Linked DNA regions of Homo sapiens: region 2 is linked to region 1. A link is an interaction called in ENCODE POLR2A ChIA-PET data of the cell type or tissue named here. Cell type or tissue: OCI-LY7. All regions are shown on one strand. Links, peaks and the distances in the headings refer to the core of each region. The heading gives the core; the rest is flanking DNA. Region 1 overlaps VPS53 (VPS53 subunit of GARP complex). Region 2 has its middle 23 kb from the start of VPS53-AS1.

Region 1 (5,000 bases), core at 1-5,000:
ACCACTGGTTTAGTGTATGAGTATTAGCCCTTTAGCAGGGTTATAAGTATCCTTTAGAATGGGGACCAAGGATATGAACAGCACTCCTATAGAGCCCATAGCTGAGCCAATCATCCATTTGGTTTACCGGGGACACGCTGCGTTTATGATTCAGTATAGTTATTAACAGCTCCCTCTCCTTCTCAAAGTGACTCTGGTGATAAATCATATGGTCACCTCACCTACAGCACCTAAGCAAGGCTATGGCACAGTGGGACCTTGACAAATATTGCCCACTGATTAAAAGTATCATGGTGCACCTGTAAGAGTGCTGGTGCTGAGGCTACCGCTCTGAATAAGTGCGCTCATAACCATTCCTCTAACTTCAGGCCCAACCATGAGCAGTGGTTCAAAATCACAGCTTCATGCTTTCTGTAAGTATTCTCTATTTGGCTTAAACAGAGTCTAATATCCAAGATGCTACATGGGATCAGTAAATTCTAAAAAAGTTTCAATCGTGGAGTAAAAAGTGCAACAGAGGCCTCTGTAGGCAACTGACCACTAGAAAGGACTGATCTTTTTCGACACAGCTCACATGGAATTCTGTGATACTGCAGGTCATGTCATGTTATGGTGACATGCTAATGGGACCATAGCTACTGTGTTCTAGACAAACACCCTAAAACATATGACATGCAGCTAAGAAAGGCAAAAAAGGGGCTAAGTTATACACTTAGGTCTCACATATGAAGAAGTCTGCATGATCCTATCTCAGAGAAAGGGTTTCTATCCCTTTCTCTCTTACATTAAACCTGGCATCCTACCAGAACTGTCTCTGCTGAAGGTATCGCTTTTTTCTTCCAGCAAACAAATAAGACTCACACAATCTTACATGTCACAGTCTCCAAGATAGATAAACTATGTGCCAGACTTTTTTCGGGCTGGAATACTTTTGCTTGTTTTAATAAGGTACTGAAGTTGGGGAAATGTACTATAATTCATTTTGCAGAGTTTAAAAACTCCTCTGAAGCACTGGTGCTATCAGGCAAGTCCATTCTCAACACACACCCTAATATTTGACATCTAACCTCTGATCATGAGTCATATAGAAAGATTGTTTTGCAACTGGAAGAATCATGGGTCCTACAAGAAGTTAAGGTTTTTTTAAGAAACACAAAAATACCTTCACTACCTGGCTAATCAGAAATGTGCTGAAAGAATCACTCTGGCACTGTCCCTAGACACTTTTTAAAATAAAAACGTGGTTGGCCGGGGGGGCAGTAGCTCACACCTATAATCCCAGCACGCTGCAAGGCTGACGGTGGATTACTTGAGGCCAGGAGTTCAAGACCAGTCTGACCAACATGACGAAACTCCGTCTCTACTAAAAATACTAAAAAAATTAGCTGTGTGTGCTAGTACATGCCTATAGTTCCAGCTACTCCGGAGGCTGAGGCATGAGAATCACTTGAGCCCAGGAGGCGGAGGCTGCAGTGAGCCAAGATTGCGCCACTGCACTCCAGCCTGGGTGACAGAGACATACTCTGTCTTAAAAAAAAAAAAAAAATTAGGCCAGGTGCGATGGCTCATGCCTGTAATCCCAGCACTTTGGGAGGCTGAGGCAGGTGGATCATGAGGTCAAGAGATCAAGACCATCCTGCCCAACATGGTGAAACCCCATCTCTACTAAAAATACAAAAATTAGCTGGGTGTGGTGGCGCATGCCTGTAATCCCAGCTACTCGGGAGGCTGAGGCAGGAGAATCACTTGAACCAGGGAGTCGGAGGTTGCAGTGAGCTGAGATGGTGCCATCGCACTCCAGCCTGGTGACAGAGCGAGACTCCATCTAAAAAAAAAAAAAGAAGAAAAAAAAGTAATAATAAAAAAATTAAAAGGTGGCTACTTTCCATTCCAAGCTGTATGTGGATTAAAAACAGAACTAATCACTCCCAAAAATGTCTGCATTTAATCTACCCCACTAGAGTTTCTGAACGGAGCACTGGAGCTACAGCTTACGTCTAAAGGTGTTATAAAGCAGTGACTGTTGTGGCCCTTTTTAGGACTCAAATTCTATACACACACAGCCTGCATCCTAAAGTGTTATAAAGCGGCGACTGTGTTTAATCTGCCCCTACTGGAGTTTCTGAACTGGGCACTGGTGAACTGGGCACTGGTGAACTGGGCACTGGTGAACTGGGCACTGGAGCCACAGCCTGTATCTGACGGTGTTATAAAGCGGTGACTGCCGTGCTCCTCTTTTAAGACTCAAATTCTGTAAACAGGAGATGAAAAGCAACCCACTGAATTAGCCTAGAAGGCTCAGCAAAACCAATTCCAGCATCTTTGTATTTCTGTGCATCCTAATGGTAACCACTACTCTGAATTCTCCTTGCCTCCTGGAGGAGACGGTGAGCAGGCTCTCAAAGCCACAGGAGGTCACGTGTGGAAGATAAGGAGTATGGAACCTGGCACAGACTCTCCTGCTTTCTTCTTTCTCTTTTTCCTTTTTTTGCAGAACTGTTGTCTGCCACGTTAGTAGACAGAGGGGCTCTGATTCATTGGCAGTGCCTTAAGAAATGAGCATCCCTCTGGCTCTCAGGTCCATCTAATTTTGCAGTCTGCGCCATCAGAGAATGATGCTGCCTTTATCCTGTGAGTCCGCAGGCAGCCTTTCAGAGATTTTAAACCGAGATCCCCTTTGTGGCCACTGCAGGAAGGAGGAAAGGTTGTTCATTTTCCGAAGAGCTGGTATGGCTTTAGACTATTCTGTGAAAAAATAAGGTGCTATTATTCACGGTTACTGGGGAGAAAATTAGATTTTTCCACTATTTTGCTACCATTTCTGTTTTCCAACTTGACATCTATCTGCTGGTTCCCTTTTCTATTATATGGAAAAGCAACGTGCTGGGCCAGGTGCAGTGGCTCACGCCTGTAATCCCAGCACTTTCGGAGGCCGAGGCAGGCAAATCACCTAAGGTCAGGAGTTAGAGACCAGCCTAGCCAACATGGTGAAACCCCGTCTCTTCTAAAAATACAAAAACTAGCCAGCCATCATGGTACACACCTGTAATCCCAGCTACTGGGGAGGATGAGGCAGGAGAATCGCCTGCACCTAGGAGGTGGAGGTTGCAGTGAGCCAAGATTATGCCACTGCACTCCAGCCTGGGCAACAGAGTGAGACGGAGAAAGAAAAGAAAAGAAAGAAGAAAGGAAAAGGAAAAGGGAAGGGAAGGGACAAAAAGAAGGAAGGAAGGGAGGGAGGAAGGAAAAAGAAAAAAAGAAAAGAGAGACAGGAAAGAAAGAGGAAAGAAAGAAAGAAAAGAAAGAAAAGAGAAAGAGGGAGGGAGGGAGGGAGCAACATGCTGTATGAGTTACAAGCAAGGGATTTTCAACTAGCAGACTGGGATTCAAACCTTGGCTCTGCCAGTTACTGTGTGATTTCTGTCAAGCCTCTTATCCTCTAGGAAGTAGTTTCATAATTTCCAGAATGCAAATTCTATCAGCTACCTGAAAGGTAGTAAGGAATGTGAGAGTAGAAAATATGTTTGGAATCGTTTACCCAACACTCTTCCCCTCCGCATGCGAAATCTTCCTTTCACCGTGTTTCTACAGAGTCTGCTGTCCAAGAGCTGACCAGGCCCTCGTTGGAGCAGTTTTCCCATGACTTTTTTTTTTTTTTTTTGAGACAGAGTCACGCTTCGTCGTGGCATGATCTCAGCTCACTGCAACATCCGCCTCCTGGGTTCAAGTGATTCTCATGCCTCAGCCTCCTGAGTAGCTGGGATTACAGGCACCCGCCACCACACCCAGCTAATTTTTGTATTTTTAGTAGAGACGGGGTTTCACCATGTTGGCCAGGACGGTCTCCATCTCCTGACCTCATGACCCGCTTACCTCGGCCTCCCAACATGCTGGGATTACAGGCGTGAGCCACCAGAATGAGAATTGGGAAAAAGAGTTTGTCTTTCGCGGGTGGTAGGAGTCCCAAGAAGTGAAACTGAGTTAGAGAGCAGCTAGGTTCCCCAGGAAGGGCAGGAGGCTGGACTACAGGTAGAGATGATGAGGGTGACACACACACACACACACACACACACACACACACACACACACAATCTCTCTCTCACACAATCTCAATCTCTCTCTCTCTCTCTCTCTCTCTCTCTCTCTCTCTGAGCTTTACTCCCGTCTTTGGCTTCAGCTGTTTGACAAGCCCAGCTGAGACGCTATCCTTCTGGCGGTCACACTTGTTGAACTTCTTCAAACGAGACACAACAGGATCCTTCCAAATAATCCCCCTTTTGCCTAAGCCCGTTTGAATTGGGATTTTTGTCTTCTGCAACCAAGAGAGTCTTGAATGAGTTTATAAAGCACTCAGCTCACAGAAAGTGCTCACTTAATGGCAACTATTAGTATTCCCACATCTCCTAGATGGAGTAGGATATTTCAGATGAGACTACCCTCTAAGAATCAGAGGTTGTTACTCATCTTTTAGAGCTTTGTAAATAAGATGGCTAAGTTCAGTATCTGCAGGCAGACTCAGAAGAACGGCTCATGGATTAAGAGGATGGAATCTTTGAACCATGCTGAAAATGAGACATTCTCCAGAAAAAAATTGAAGTCTTTTGTTCATTCATTCAATTAAAAAGTGAGTGCCTATTACATGTACTGTGCTAGATACTGAGAGAAAAAGATCACTAGCTAGGGAATGTATCTTTAAAGGGCTTGTAAGGAATACATGTCTGAATTATACACAAAATGATACAAAGAGCGATGAATAAAGAATGGCAGCGGCCGGGCGCAGTGGCTCACGCCTGTAATCCCAGCACTGTGGGAGGCTGAGGAAGGTGGATCACGAGGTCAGGAGATCGAGACCATCCTGGCGAACACGGTGAAACCCCGTCTCTACTAAAAATACAAAAAATTAACCGGGCGTGGTGGCGGGCGCCTGTAGTCCCAGCTACTCGGGAGACTTAGGCAGGAGAATGGCGTGAACCCAGGAGGTGGAGCTTGCAGTGAGCCGA
Region 2 (15,182 bases), core at 6,357-11,356, 170 kb before region 1:
CAGTGGCAGCCCAGTGCACATCCTTGTAAAGATAAAGGATATTTGTCCTGCTTGGGCCAGACCTGTTAAACTCAGAAACTCAGAGCAGGTAGATCTTAGAGACCCGCTGGCCAAGTTCCGTCCTCTTACCTCCCTTAGCTGTCACTTTCATGTAAGGAAACAGAGAGGGATTTCACTTGCCCCAAGTCACACAGCTGATCCGAGACAGCTTGCTGAGAACAGAAAGTCGGCATCATCCCTCCACAGAAGGTAAAACCTGGCACGCGCCTGTGTGCTGGCAGGTGGTTCATTCATTCAGGGTCTGCGGGAAGAGATTGCAAAATCCACAGTGCACGGTCCTGGCCAAATGGTATTGCAAGTGTTACTGGGAAGGGGTCCCGATCCAGGCCCTCAGAGAGGATTCTTGGATCTTGGGCAAGAAAGAATTCAGGACGAGTCCATACAGTGAAAGCAAGTTTATTAGGAAAGTAAAGGAAAAAAAGAATGCCTACTCCTTACAGCAGTTCCGAGGGCTGCTGGTTGCCCATTTTTATGGTTATTTCTTGAGGATATGCTAAACAAGGGGTGGGCTATTCATGCCTCCCCGTTTTTAGACCATATAGGGTAACTTCCCGACGTTGCTGTAGCATTTGTAAACTCTCAGGGCGCTGGTGGGAGTGTAGCAGTGAGGACCACCAGAGGTCACTCTCATGGCCATCTTGGTTTTGGTGGGTTTCGGCCGGTTTCTTTACCGCGGCCTGTTTTATCAGCAAGGTCTTTATGACCTGTATCTTGTGCCGACCTCCTATCTCATCCTGTGACTTAGAATGCCTTCACCATCTGGGAATGCAGCCCTGTAGGTCTCAGCCTCATTTTACCCAGCTGCTATTCAAGATGGAGTCACTCCGCTTCACAGGCCTCTGATGCAGGGACACAGCTGTACCTCCTACCCCTTTGGATCCCACCATCTGCACAGCCCAGGTGGCATCGGAGGAGGAGTCTCAGTGCTTTCTGGGGTTGTAGAAAGACGGTTTGTTGGCAGTGGGAGGCCTGGACTCACTGGAGGGAATTTGCCAGCCAAGCATGAAAGCCTGGTTAGATTGGGAAAGGTGTCTGGGAAGATGGTGGTCCTGAGGTTGTCCTCTGGGTTCAGGAAGCCAGATCTACTTAAAGGACTTGCCAAGGTGCCACCCTGGCACTGAGGAGAGGTTCCTGTCACCCAGTGTGGCCTCCTTCTTTTGTTTTTGTTTTTGTGTTTTTTTGAGACTGAGTCTCCCTCTGTCGCCCAGGCTGGAGTGCAGTGGCGTGACCTTGGCTCACTGCAAGCTCCACCTCCCGGGTTCACGTCATTCTCCCGCCTCAGCCTCCCAAGTAGCTGGGCGCCCGCCACCACGCCCGGCTAATTTTTTGTATTTTTAGTGGAGACAGGGTTTCACTGTGTTAGCCAGGATGGTTTCGATCTCCTGACATCGTGATCCGCCCACCTCAGCCGCCCAAAGTGGTGGGATTACAGACGTGAGCCACCAGCTTTTTTTTTTTTTTAGACAGAGTCTCACTCTGTCACCCAGGCTGGAGTGCAGTGGTGCAATCTTGGCTGACTGCAACCTCCGCCTCCTTCAATCTGGGTTGAACTCCTGGGTTCAAGTGATTCTTCTGCCTCAGCCTCCCCAGTAGCTGGGACTACAGGGTGTACCACCCCACCTGGCTATTTTGTATTTCTTGTAGAGATGAGGTTTTGCCATGTTGGCCAAGCTGGTCTTGAACTCCTGACCTCAAGCAATCCACCCCCGTCCTTGGCCTCCCAAAGTGCTGAGATGACAGGAGTGAGCCACTGCACCCGGTCCTCCTCCTTTACAGATTTACAGATATGCTCAGAACTGACACACACAAGAAATCAGAGGGGCTTGGAGAGAATCCAGCCCCGGCACTGACACTGACGGAGAAGCTGAGGTAGAGACCCCGGTCCCATATGCAGATTCCCCCAAACCGTTCAGCCACCACCCCACCAATAAGCTGCACCAAACACTGACACCCCCCATGGCTCCCAGAGTTCTGTTCAGCCAATCAATTATGCTGAGGAGGGGGCCGGGTGTGGTGGCTCACACCTGTCATCCCAGCACTTTGGGAGGCCGAGGCAGGTGGATCACCTGAGGTCCGGAGTTCGAGACCAGCCTGGCCAACATGGTGAAACCCCGTCTCTACTAAAAATACAAAAATTTGCCGGGCGTGGTGGCGGGCACTTGTAATCCCAGCTACTCAGGAGGCTGAGGCAGGAGAGTTGCTTGAACCCAGGAGGTGGATGTTGCAGTGAGCCGAGATCGCGCCCTTGTCTTTAAAGAGCTCAAAGAGAAGCCTAAGCCGACTGGAAGAGACATGAGGTGAACCCAGGGAGCACCCGTGGCCTGGCCGAGGCTTCTCCTTGAACTCCTGGTATTCCAACCTGCCCAGGAGTCCTTCCGGGTGGGAGAGAAGGCGATTTTCTTTCTCCTTACATAAGAGCCATGCGGCTCAGCCCCTGGAAGTCAGGAGTGTTTCCATAGTCCTGAGCAGTGAGTCCACACAGCTAATCTGCTTTGGATTTTCGGAAGGGCCTCGCTACTGGGCCCATCATCATCCTGTGTCTTATCTTGATGTTTTCCAAAGGACATTGCTTAAAGAAACTCAAAGCAAACCCTGGGAAAGGCAGCCCATTCTACCTTTTCCAGCTCTGAAGACTGGCCTGCTTTTGAATAATAGCTGGGGTGCACCTAGAAATCAGGGGCGAATCACACAAAATGAGCGGGACCCAGGAGACCAGGGGCTTGCACAAGACAGGTCTCTTCTCAAAGCCGTCCTTCCAGAGCAGGACCGTCAGTCCCTCGCCTGGGTCATGGAGATGCGGTGTCCTCAGAGGACTCGGCTTCTGGCCCGAGGCCTCTCCCGGCAGGGTCTGAGAAACGAAAGCTGCCTCACCATGAATGCCAGTCCTGCGTTTTTGTTTTTTCTGCACTAAATTAAGCCGCTGCCCAAGTGGGAGTTAAGTCAGACAGGAAGAGGGCAGGACCCCCACACCGCTGCTGCGTACTGTTTCGGAACAGCTTGTCTTCCGTAAGCCCTGCCAGACAGTGGATTAAACACACCCCAGGCCCCGCATGCTGGCTGGTGCCCCGTGCCCGACACCGGCCCTCTCCCAGCCCCCAGGTCTTGGGCTGTTCTGTGGCTCATGATGTGTGGATTTGCCTGCTGTTGAACCAGGTCTTCTCTTTCCTTCATATGCACCTGTCAACCAAAATGCTTTTTGAAAAACAGAACTTTACAGCTGGGCATGGTGGCTCACACCTGTCATCTCAGCACTTCAGGAAGCCGAGGGGTGGGGATTGCTTGATCCCAGGAGTTTGAGACCAGCCTGGGCAACATAGTGAGTCCTCATCTCTACACTTTTTTTGTTGTTGTTTTGTTTTGTTTTTTAATAGAGACAGGGTCTCCCTCTGTCACACAGGCTGGAGTGCAGTGGCACGATCATAGCTCATTGCAGCCTTGAACTCCTGGGCTCTAGCAACCCTCCCACTTCTGCCTCCTGAGTTGCTGGGACCACTGGAGTGCACCCCCACATCCAGCCGTAAAGCTCTACTTTTATAATTTATGTTTATATTTTTATTGCTCTGTTCTCATAATTTATCATTTTTTTAACATTTATTTCTATTTTTGTAGAGACAGGGTCTTACCATCTTGCCCAGGCTGCTCTTGAACTCCTGGGCTCAAGCCATCCTCCCTCCTCGGCCTCCCAAAGTGCCGGGATTACAGGTGTGAGCCACCACACCCAGCCAACTACAAAATTTTTGTTAAAATTAGCCTGGCATGGTGGCCGCCTGTACCTGTAGTCTGAGATTCTCAGGAGGGTGAGCTCAGATTCTCATGAGGGTGAGGTGGGTGGCAGGTACCTGTAGTCTCAGATACTCAGGAGGGTGAGGTGGGAGAATCACTTGAGCCCACGTCAAGGCTGCAATGAGCTATGATCACGCCATCGCACTACTGGGTGGTAGAACGAGACCCTGTCCTAAAAATGTTTTTAACAAAAAGTTATTTTGTTCCTTAGTTTAGATTAAGGTGATAGTTTTCAAAGAACATTGAAAGGGACCTGTCATATTCAGTAAAGAAGCGAATTGAATTAAAAACACAAACCTGACAGAACACAGCCCATATGAGTGTACCCACACATGTTGGTGAGCTCGATTCATAACCCTGAGCCCCCGAGACTCACAAAGATGGCCTGAAACAGATACAGGCAAAGGGCTACCAAAGTTCTCGCTTTCAGGGCTATCAGGTCTGAAGGAACAGGCTGGCTTTCTTAGTTTTGTTTTGTTTTTTGTTTGTTTGGGTTTTTTTGTTTTTTGTTTTGAGACAGTGTTTTGCTCTCGTTGCCCAGGCTGGAGTGCAGTGGCACGATCTAAGCTCACTGCAACCTCCACCTCCTGGGTTCAAGTGATTCTCCTGCCTCAGCCTCCCGAGTAGCTGGGATTACAGAAGCCTACCAGCACACCCAGCTAATTTTTGTATTTTTAGTACAGACAGGGTTTCACCATGTTGAAATCAGCCAAGCTGATCTCAAACTCCTGACCTCAGGTGATCTACCTGCCTTGGCCTCCTGAAGTGCTGGGATTATAGGTGTGAGCCACTGTGCCCCGTTGGCTTTTTTTCTGATCTCTCAGTTGGGAGACCACCCGTTTGGCTGGAGTCGTGGGGTCTGGCCAGGTCCAAATGATGACACAAACCCAGACAGGAAGTGCAGCTGGCATCCATCAGTCCAGTGTGCCCAGTGTGGGGAGTCCCCTGATGCCAGTCAAACACGGCTCCACTCTGGAGGCCTCTTTGTAAGCTAAGAGCTGATTCTCCCAAATGCTCCCTAGTTACACAGAAAAGGACCTTCCTTGTCTTCTGCAAAATAAATCCAGGTGGGATTTGGCAAAGAGCTGGGGCACATGGCCTCCTCGGAGCTGCATCAATACACTTGCACTTCGGGCTCCGTTCTGCGTATTCGTGCTGGACGAGGACTTGCAGACCAGAAAAGTAGCCCTTGGGTGAGCAGTTGAAGTTAAGACCCTCGGCTCCTGGGCTGACTTGCTAGAAGGGCGTGCTGTCATTATCCCTGGGGATCAAACGTCTGGTCTGTGTGGCCACACTCCAAAGGCAGGCTCAAAGGTCTCCATGGTACTCCAGGGCCCCTTGAGGATTCGGGTCTGTGGGGGCTGCCCGGGAAGGGACGGAGAGCGAGGGCCCTTGGAGGCAGCCTGTTTGCTCCACACAATGACAGGTGACTTAGCTGTGTCCTTCCCGGGAGCCACAGTGGCTTCACGTACCCCTCTCCTATCCCCAGTTCAGAGCAGAATACATGCAGGCTGGAGGCAGCTGTGGTTTGCAGCCTGATACTTGCTGAAGACATTTACATGCTTTGAAGAAATGTGTTTCAGTTTTGGGTCTTTACTGAGAATGAGCCAGAGGGGGAAGAACTTGTGGTGAGGGAGGGTCTTATCTCTTCCCAGGCCACATCAGCCTGGGGCCAACTGGGGCAGTGTTGTTGCCCCTCTCCCCGCTCCCTTGTAGGACTTCCACCCCCACCTCCAACCACTGACAAGTACGTCTGGGAATCCCCGAAGATGTCTTTCATAAGCTCATAAATAAACCTGGTCACACTTATGGAATGCCTGCTCTTAATTTTCTTTTCTTTTTCTAGCCCTCACTGTCCTGGCCTCTGGTTCTGCTAAGGTGTGTGACGGTGGACCACCATGGTCCTCCGATTGGGTGCCCCTGCTACAAGTACCATCAGCCCCTGCAGCCTCTTGAGAGAGGTGACAGTGGTGGCACATGGGTACGGTCCCCTTGCCCTTTGCCCCTTGCCCCTTGCCAGGCACCGCCCAAAGCCCTGGGCACTGCTGCCGGTGCTGGTGGTGGCAGAGGCCCCTGTGGCTCTCGGGCATTAGCCTGTAGGTCTTCTGCTGCAAAGCGCCTCTCACCCCTCCTGGTTGCGTGGGTGGGGTGGTCCTGAAGCCCCGTGGCTTCCTTTATTTCTGCCTTCTCTGTAGAATTCAAACATGAACCCTGCAGGGCTAGACCAAGACACAAATATCAATTTCTAAAAACACCCCTTTGAGGGTTGGGCACGGCGGCTCACGCCTGTAATCCCAGCGCTTTGGGAGGCCGAGGCGGGTGGATCACCTGAGGTCAGGAGTTCGAGACCATCCTGGCCAACAGGGTGAAACCCCATCTGTACAAAAAATACAAAAAATAGCCGGGTGTGGTGGCGCATGCCTGTAGTCCCAGCTACTCAGGAGGCTGAGGCGGGAGGATTGCTTGAGCTCAGGAGAGATCAGTCTGGGCAACACGGTGAAACACCATCTCTACAAAAAATACAAAAACTAGCCTGGTGTGGTGCTGGGCGCCTGTAGTCCCAGCTGCTTGGGAGGCTGAGGTGGGAGGATCGCTGGAACCTGGGAGGCAGAGGCTGCAGTGAGCCAAGATCGCACCACTGCACTCCAGCCTAGGTGACACAGTGAGAGCCTGTTGAAAGAAAGAGAGAGAGAAAGAAAGAGAGAGAAAGGGAGGGAGGGAGGGATGGAGGGAAAAGGAGAGGAGAGGAGAGAAAGGCAAGGCAGAGGAGGGAGGGGAGCTTGGCCAAGGTGGTGGCACCTGGGAGGCTTATCTGGCATCCTGGCAGCAAGGCTGGGAGGCTGGTGGTGAGCACCTGGCCCATGCTGATCTTCCCACCTCCCTGGCCTCTACTGACGTGTAACTTGTTCTGCTCGGCCATTGAGTGCCACTCTCTGCTTTTTTTCTTTGAGACAGAGTCTCTGTGGTCCAGGCTGGAGTGCAGGAGTGCAATCTCAGCTCACTGCAACCTCCGCCTCCCAGGTCCAAGGGATTCTACTACCTCAGCCTCCAGAGTCACTGGGACTACAGGCACCTGCCACCACGCCCAGCTAATTTTTGTATTTTTAGTAGAGACATGGTTTCACCATGTCGGCCAGGCTGGTCTCACACTCCTGACCTCAAGTGATCCACTCGCTTCAGCCTCCCAAAGTTCTGGGATTACAGGCGTGAGCCACCGCGCCTGGCCATTCTCAGCAATTTAATTTAATTTAATTTTGAGACAGAGTCTTTCTCTGTCACCCAGGCTGGAGTGCAGTGGCATGATCTCAGCTCACTGTAACCTCTGCCTCCCAGGTTCAAGCCATTCTCCTGCCTCAGCCTCCCAAGTAGCTGGGACTACAGGCATGCACCACTACACCAGCTGATTTTTGTATTTTTAGTAGAGACAGGCTTTCGCCATGTTGGCTGGGCTGGTCTTGAACTCCTGACCTCGGGTGATCCGCCTGCCTCGGCCTCCCACAGTGCTGGGATGACAGGCAGGAGCCAGCACACCCAGCCCTACTGTCTGCTTTGGTGTCCACGTGCCGCCTGCTTTCCATTCTGCTTGTTCCAAATCCAGGTCTCAGCCAATGTGCTGGTCCTTTCACTACTTCTGGGAGCTTGGGAGCTCTTAGCAGCCATTACCTGCCCATGATTGGGTAGGAGGGACTCTGCGGTACACAGAGGCCTCCCCCTTAGGCCTTTCTAACTGGACAGCACCCTCAGGTCCTCACTCGCTGTCTCCTGGTGCCTTGTTGAACACAGAACTTTTCTCTGGGGGCTTCAGTCTCACAGGGGCATTGCTGGAAGCCAGACAGTGGCTTCTAGATTAGCATCCTCCTCAAGCTGATGGGGGTGCTTCTCCTACTGGGGCTCAGCCCAGAGTGCTGGGGCTCCGGGTTTCTTCTCAGGGACCTACAAGCCTTTAAGCCTCTCTGGCTTTTCTTTTCTCATCTGCTGGGCAAAATCCACTTTCTTTCTTTTTAGGTGGAAAAAAAATGTTTATGTCCAGATGCCCGGTCCCTGTGATGATAGTGTGGATTGGGTGCAAAAATGCTTCAGCATTTTGGTTCTTAACATTTAAAGGCAGATTTTTAGAATAAGAAAACAAACCAAAACAGCATTCCAACATTCTTACATTGATAGCACGGATTCCAAGACTTTTGTCTCTACTGCAGAATTACAAAAGTCTGCACAAGAATTCAAGCAATTATCTCGATACCATCTGCACCTGAGCGCAGTGCATAGACGAGGCCCCACCTGCTGCTGCGGAAAGGGGCAAAGAATAGAAAAACAACCACTTAACAGCAAAATGTGACTTCGCTACCTATCCAAAGGATGATCATTGATGTCCTGAGAGAACCAAGAAATCACGCACTGGAGGACCCCTGACCGGGAGGAAAGGCAGGGGTCTTTACTCAGTAGATCTTGAATAAGAACACTCTCTTGCAAGACACAGTTGGGTCACAGCTGGCCTTGTGCAATGAAAACCAAAGGGGAACTTCTGCTTACTGGGTTTCTACAGATAGAGATGAAACTACATCCTCTCTCTCAAGAAACAGGAAAAGCCACGCAGGATGAGTGAGGATGTGCGGTGGGTACCCACACACCCACCATGGGGATGTGCAGCAAAACCAACTGCAGCAGGTGTTTTGGCAAGAGCTAGCGGGCTTTTTTTGTTTGTTTGTTTTTTGAGACAGAGTCTCGCACTGTTGCCCAGGCTGGAGTGCAGTGGCACGATCTTGGCTCACTGCAAGCTCCGCCTCCCAGGTTCCAGCGATTCTCCTGCCTCAGCCTCCCGAGTAGCTGGGGTTACAGGCGCCGGCCACCACGCCCAGCTAATTTTTTGTATTTTTAGCAGAGACAGGGTTTCACTGTGTTAGCCAGGATGGTCTTGATCTCCTGACCTTGTGATCCGCCCGTCTCGGCCTCCCAAAGTGCTGGGATTAAAGGCATGAGCCACCACGCCCGGCCAGCTAGCGACATTTTAAATGTACACCTCCTTTAATCTGATTTTTCTCCTTTTTGAAACAGGGTCTCCCTGTCACCCAGGCTGGAGTGCAGCAGTGCAATCACAGCTCACTGCAGCCTTGACATCCCAGGGTTCAAGCGATCCTCCCGTCTCAGCCTCCCGAGTAGCTGGGACTACAGGAGCGCACCACCACACCCGGATAATTTTTTGTAGAGATGGGGTTTCACCGTGTTGCCCAGGTCACTCTCAAACTCCTGGGCTCAAGTGATCTGCCTGACTTGGTCTTCCAAAGTCCTGGGATTATAGGTGTGAGCCACCATGCCCAGCCTTAATCATTTTAAGTGGAAATGTAACCATTTTAGGATAATGTCCTACAAAAATGTGAGTACAAGCAAGCAAAGACATTTGCAGAAAGATTTTCACAGATGATGTGAGTCTAATGCCAAAAAACTAAACACAGCCTTTTGGCTATATTGCTAGAAGACTGGCTGTCTCAGTGTATTCACGCTGCTACAATAAAATGCCACGGACTAATTGATAAATAGTAGATCGTTGTTCCTTACAGCTCTGGAGGCCAGGACGTCGAAGATCAGGTGCTGACGGACTCCGTGCCCAGTGAGGGCTGCTCTTTGCTTCCAAGATGGCGCCATGTTGCTTGTTACATGGCAGAAGGCAGAAAGTCACAGGGTGTCACACAGCTCCCCTGCACCTCTTTATAAGGTCATAATCCCATTCTTGAGGCCCCTTCTTCATGATTTAACCACCTCCTAAGGGCCCCACATCTTAATACTATCACATCGGGGATTCACTTTCAACATAAGAATTTTGGAGGGACATATACATTCAAACCATAGCACTGATGACATAAATGATGGGACCGGGTGAAGTGGCTCACGCCTGTAATCCCAGCACTTTGGGAGGCCAAGGAGGGCAGATCACCTGAGGTCAGGAGTTTGAGACCAGCCTGGCCAGCATGGCGAAACCCTGTCTCTACTAAAAAATACAAAAATTAGCCAGGCGTGGTGGCGGGCGCCTGTAATCCCGGCTACTCAAGAGGCTGAGGCAGGAGAATCGCTTGAACCTGGCAGAAGGAGGTTGCAGTGAGCCGAGATCGCACCATTGCACTCCAGCAGCCTGAGGACAGGGCGAGGCTCCGTCTCAAAAAAAAGAAAAAAAATGATGGCATAGCTGAGCTATAAAGCACCAAGCAGCCATTAAAAATAATGAGTAGATCTATACATGGCAAGGGAAAAGTCCAAGATGTACAGTCAGCCTTCTGCATCTGCCAGTTCTGCAGCTACAGATTCAACCAACTCTGGAATGAAAATACAGAATTCTCAGGATGCTGAGAAGTCAAGACCCAAATTTTTGTGCCCACAGGTTCCACAGGGCTGACTCGGGGCCTGGGACCTGAGCATCCAGGATTTTGTTATCTGGCAGGTGGGGGGGCCTGCTTCATGTTAATTTCTTTTTTTTTTTTTTCCTTTGACAAAGTATCTCCTTTTTCCCACATACAGATACAGAGAAATCTTCACAGGAGAGTAGGACTTCTGATATATTTCCATGTAGTGGTTTTTTTTTTGTTGTTGTTTTTTGAGACAGTCTCACTCTGGCTGGAGTGAACTGGCATGATCTCAGCTCACTGAAAGCTCCACCTCCCGGGTTCAAGTGATTCTCCTGCCTCAGCCCCCCGAGTAGCTGGGATTACAGGCATGTGCCACCAAAACTGGCTAATTTTTTTTTTTTTCCCCTGAGATGGCGTCTCGCCTATTGCCCAGGCTGGAGTGCAATGGCGCGATCTTGGCTCATTGCAACCTCCGCCTCCCAGACTCAAATGATTCTCCTGCCTCAGCCTCCCAAGCAGCTGGGATTACAGGTGTGCGCCATGATGCCTGGCTAATTTTTTGTTATCTTTAGTAGGGATGGGCTTTCACCATGTTGGCCAGGCTGGTCTTGTACTCCTGACCTCGTGATCCGCCCGCCTCGGCCTCCCAAAGTGCTGGGATGACAGGCGTGAGCCACCGCGCCCGGCCCCACTGTACTTTAAAAATGAGCATTGCTACTGCAATATTATAGGGTAATAGCAGCACAGGCCACACTGAGCCATCAGTGTCGTCGGTTTTGAGAAGAGACCCGCTGGAGCCAGGCTCTTTAGCTCCTTCTGAGAAACCCTACGGAAAGAGGCGTGGAGCAGGCCCAGCCGGGAGCCCAGGGAGAGTGGACTCCGCACACCGAGACCCGCCTGAGCAGCAGAGAATGGCTTCCGGCTTCCGCACACCGAGACCCGCCGGTGCAGGGGTGAATGGCTTCCGGCTTCCGCACACCGAGACCCGCCGGTGCAGGGGTGAATGGCTTCCGGCTTCCGCACACCGAGACCCACCTGAGCAGCAGAGAATGGCTTCCGGCTTCCGCACACCGAGACCCGCCTGAGCAGCAGAGAATGGCTTCCGGCTTCCGCACACCGAGACCCGCCGGTGCGGGCTTCCTGGGACTTCCATTCTTGATTTGTTGGGGCAAGATTTTCTTTTGATTTCTGTGACTGTTCTCTGTGTAATCATTAAGAAAAAAATGTTATGATAAACTAACCATATTGGCTGACAGCCAGAGTGGTTAGGGGTGAGTAAGGTGTTGAGATTGAGGCCCTAGGAAAGGAAGGTGGAGCCATTTAGAAATGGGGAATTCAGCCGGGTGCGGTGGCTCATGCCTGTAATCCCCACACATTGGGAGGCCGAGGCGGGAGGCTCACTTGAGCCCAAGAGTTTGAGACAAGACTGGGCAATAGAATAAGACCCTGTCTCAAAAAAAAAAAAAAAAAAAAAAAAAAGAGAGAGAGACAAGAAAAGAAAAAAAGAAAAATGGGGGATTCAGGAAGGAAGCTGAGCTTACCTCGAGATGGTGCATATAAGCTAATGATGGGAGTTGGCTAGAAGACAGGAACTGAAAATTGGGGGGAGCTCAGGTGTAGCTGGTGTTTGCACCTGTGATGGCAGGTAAGTCCTCAGGAGCCTGGCATGAAAACAGGGGGCCTAAGACCTCGAGGCCTGGCCGCTGTCAAGGCTCAGAAGGAGAGGAGAGCTGGGGAAGGAGACTAAGAAGTCCCAGAGCCAGTAAAGCAGTTAAGGGAGAATTCCGGAGAGAGGAGGACTCACAGAGTTAAGGGAGAATTCCGGGGAGAGGGGGACTCACACAGTTAAAGGAGTATTCCGGGGAGGAGGACTCAGAGTTAAGGGAGGATTCCGGGGAGAGGGGGACTCACACAGTTAAAGGAGTATTCCAGGGAGGAGGACTCAGAGTTAAGGGAGAATTCCGGGGAGAGGGGGACTCACACAGTTAAAGGAGTATTCCGGGGAGGAGGACTCAGAGTTAAGGGAGGATTCCAGGGAGAGGGGGACTCACACAGTTAAAGGAGGATTCCAGGGAGAGGGGACTCACACACAGATGCCCCTCCACAGATGATGGGGTTACGTCCCAATAAACCCACTGTAAGTTACATTGTTAAGTCAAAAATGCATTTAATACACCTAACCTCCCCAATGTCATAGCTTAGCCTAGCCTACCTTAAACGTGCTCAGAACAGTTACATTATCCTGCAGTTGGGCAGGACAGATGTGAGCCGGGCTAGAAGGGCATCGGTGACCTTCGAGAGAAGGGTCAGGACAGATGTGAGCCAGACGAAGAACCTCAGTGACCTTCGAGAGAAGGAAATGTCAGGACAGATGTGAGCTGGGCTAGAAGGGCATCGGTAACCTTTGAGAGAAGGAAGGGTCAGGACACATGTGAGCCAGATTAGAATAACATCGGTGACCTTCGAGAGAAGGAAGGGTCAGGACAGATGTGAGCCAGATTAGAATAACATCGGTGACCTTCGAGAGAAGGGTCAAGACAGATGTGAGTCAGGCTAGAAGGGCATCGGTGACCTTCCAGAGAAGGGTCAAGACAGATGTGAGTCAGGCTAGAAGGGCATCGGTGACCTTCCAGAGAAGGGTCAAGACAGATGTGAGTCAGGCTAGAAGGGCATCGGTGACCTTCCAGAGAAGGGTCAAGACAGATGTGAGTCAGGCTAGAAGGGCATCGGTGACCTTCCAGAGAAGGGTCAAGACAGATGTGAGTCAGGCTAGAAGGGCATCGGTGACCTTTGAGAGCAGGGTCAGGACAGTGGTTGAGATGGAAGCTGACTTTCTAGAAGGGCATCGGTGACCTTGGAGAGCAGGGTCAGGACAGTGGTTGAGATGGAAGCTGACTTTGTAGAAGAGCATTGGTGACCTTCGAGAGCAGGGTCAGGACAGCGGTTGAGATGGAAGCTGACTTTCTAGAAGAGCACCGGTGACCCTCGAGAGCAGGGTCAGGACAGTGGTTGAGATGGAAGCTGACTTTCTAGAAGAGCACCGGTGACCTTCGAGATCAGGGTCAGGACAGCGGTTGAGATGGAAGCTGACTTTGTAGAAGAGCATTGATGACCTTCGAGATCAGGGTCAGGGCAGTGGTTGAGATGGAAGCTGACTTTCTAGAAGAGCACCGGTGACCCTCGAGAGCAAGGTCAGGACAGCGGTTGAGATGGAAGCTGACTTTGTAGAAGAGCATTGGTGACCTTCGAGATCAGGGTCAGGACAGCGGTTGAGATGGAAGCTGACTTTCTAGAAGAGCACCGGTGACCCTCGAGAGCGGGGTCAGGACAGTGGTTGAGATGGAAGCTGACTTTGTAGAAGAGCATTGGTGACCTTCGAGATCAGGGTCAGGACAGCGGTTGAGATAGAAGCTGACTTTCTAGAAGAGCATTGGTGACCTTCGAGAGCAGGGTCAGGACAGCGGTTGAGATGGAAGCTGACTTTCTAGAAGAGCACCGGTGACCCTCGAGAGCGGGGTCAGGACAGTGGTTGAGATGGAAGCTGACTTTGTAGAAGAGCATTGGTGACCTTCGAGATCAGGGTCAGGACAGCGGTTGAGATGGAAGCTGACTTTCTAGAAGAGCATTGGTGACCTTCGAGAGCAGGGTCAGGACAGCGGTTGAGATGGAAGCTGACTTTCTAGAAGAGCACCGGTGACCCTCAAGAGCGGGGTCAGGACAGTGGTTGAGATGGAAGCTGACTTTGTAGAAGAGCATTGGTGACCTTCAAGATCAGGGTCAGGACAGCGGTTGAGATGGAAGCTGACTTTCTAGAAGAGCACCGGTGACCCTCAAGAGCGGGGTCAGGACAGTGGTTGAGATGGAAGCTGACTTTGTAGAAGAGCATTGGTGACCTTCGAGATCAGGGTCAGGACAGCGGTTGAGATGGAAGCTGACTTTCTAGAAGAGCATTGGTGACCTTCGAGAGCAGGGTCAGGACAGCGGTTGAGATGGAAGCTGACTTTCTAGAAGAGCATTGGTGACCTTCGAGAGCAGGGTCAGGACGGTGGTTGAGATGGAAGCTGACTTTCTAGAAGAGCATTGGTGACCTTCGAGAGCAGGGTCAGGACAGCGGTTGAGATGGAAGCTGACTTTCTAGAAGAGCACCGGTGACCTTTGAGAGCGGGGTCAGGACAGTGGTTGAGATGGAAGCTGACTTTGTAGAAGAGCATTGGTGACCTTCGAGAGCAGGGTCAGGACAGTGGTTGAGATGGAAGCTGACTTTCTAGAAGAGCACCGGTGACCCTCAAGAGCGGGGTCAGGACAGTGGTTGAGATGGAAGCTGACTTTCTAGAAGAGCACCGGTGACCCTCAAGAGCGGGGTCAGGACAGTGGTTGAGATGGAAGCTGACTTTGTAGAAGAGCATTGGTGACCTTCAAGATCAGGGTCAGGACAGCGGTTGAGATGGAAGCTGACTTTCTAGAAGAGCACCGGTGACCCTCAAGAGCGGGGTCAGGACAGTGGTTGAGATGGAAGCTGACTTTGTAGAAGAGCATTGGTGACCTTCGAGATCAGGGTCAGGACAGCGGTTGAGATGGAAGCTGACTTTCTAGAAGAGCATTGGTGACCTTCGAGAGCAGGGTCAGGACAGCGGTTGAGATGGAAGCTGACTTTCTAGAAGAGCATTGGTGACCTTCGAGAGCAGGGTCAGGACGGTGGTTGAGATGGAAGCTGACTTTCTAGAAGAGCATTGGTGACCTTCGAAAGCAGGGTCAGGACAGCGGTTGAGATGGAAGCTGACTTTCTAGAAGAGCACCGGTGACCTTTGAGAGCGGGGTCAGGACAGTGGTTGAGATGGAAGCTGACTTTGTAGAAGAGCATTGGTGACCTTCGAGAGCAGGGTCAGGACAGTGGTTGAGATGGAAGCTGACTTTCTAGAAGAGCACCGGTGACCCTCAAGAGCGGGGTCAGGACAGTGGTTGAGATGGAAGCTGACTTTCTAGAAGAGCACCGGTGACCCTCAA

Evidence for each region. ChIA-PET counts read pairs that join two places held together with the same protein. Peaks named below come from ENCODE experiments on the same cell type or tissue, not always from the same donor. Only the 100,000 strongest peaks of a DNase experiment are listed, where the experiment ranks them.
Region 2: POLR2A ChIA-PET joins it to region 1 with 9 read pairs; 6 of 35 experiments call an interaction of 5 or more read pairs at or near these places.

Annotation. Positions count from the first base shown.
Region 1 is chr17:668,063-673,062 of GRCh38, forward strand. The region is part of intron 4 of VPS53 (VPS53 subunit of GARP complex); the gene reads right to left. Among named protein-coding and RNA genes, the nearest start is that of VPS53, 44 kb to the right of the region's middle. In OCI-LY7, for the core only: no CTCF peak of the experiment used is centred there; no DNase peak of the experiment used is centred there.
Region 2 is chr17:491,951-507,132 of GRCh38, forward strand. No RefSeq gene overlaps it. Among named protein-coding and RNA genes, the nearest start is that of VPS53-AS1, 23 kb to the right of the region's middle. In OCI-LY7, for the core only: no CTCF peak of the experiment used is centred there; DNase peaks (open chromatin) are centred at 8,421 and 11,261; H3K4me3 peaks cover 1,141 bases; H3K27ac peaks cover 2,931 bases.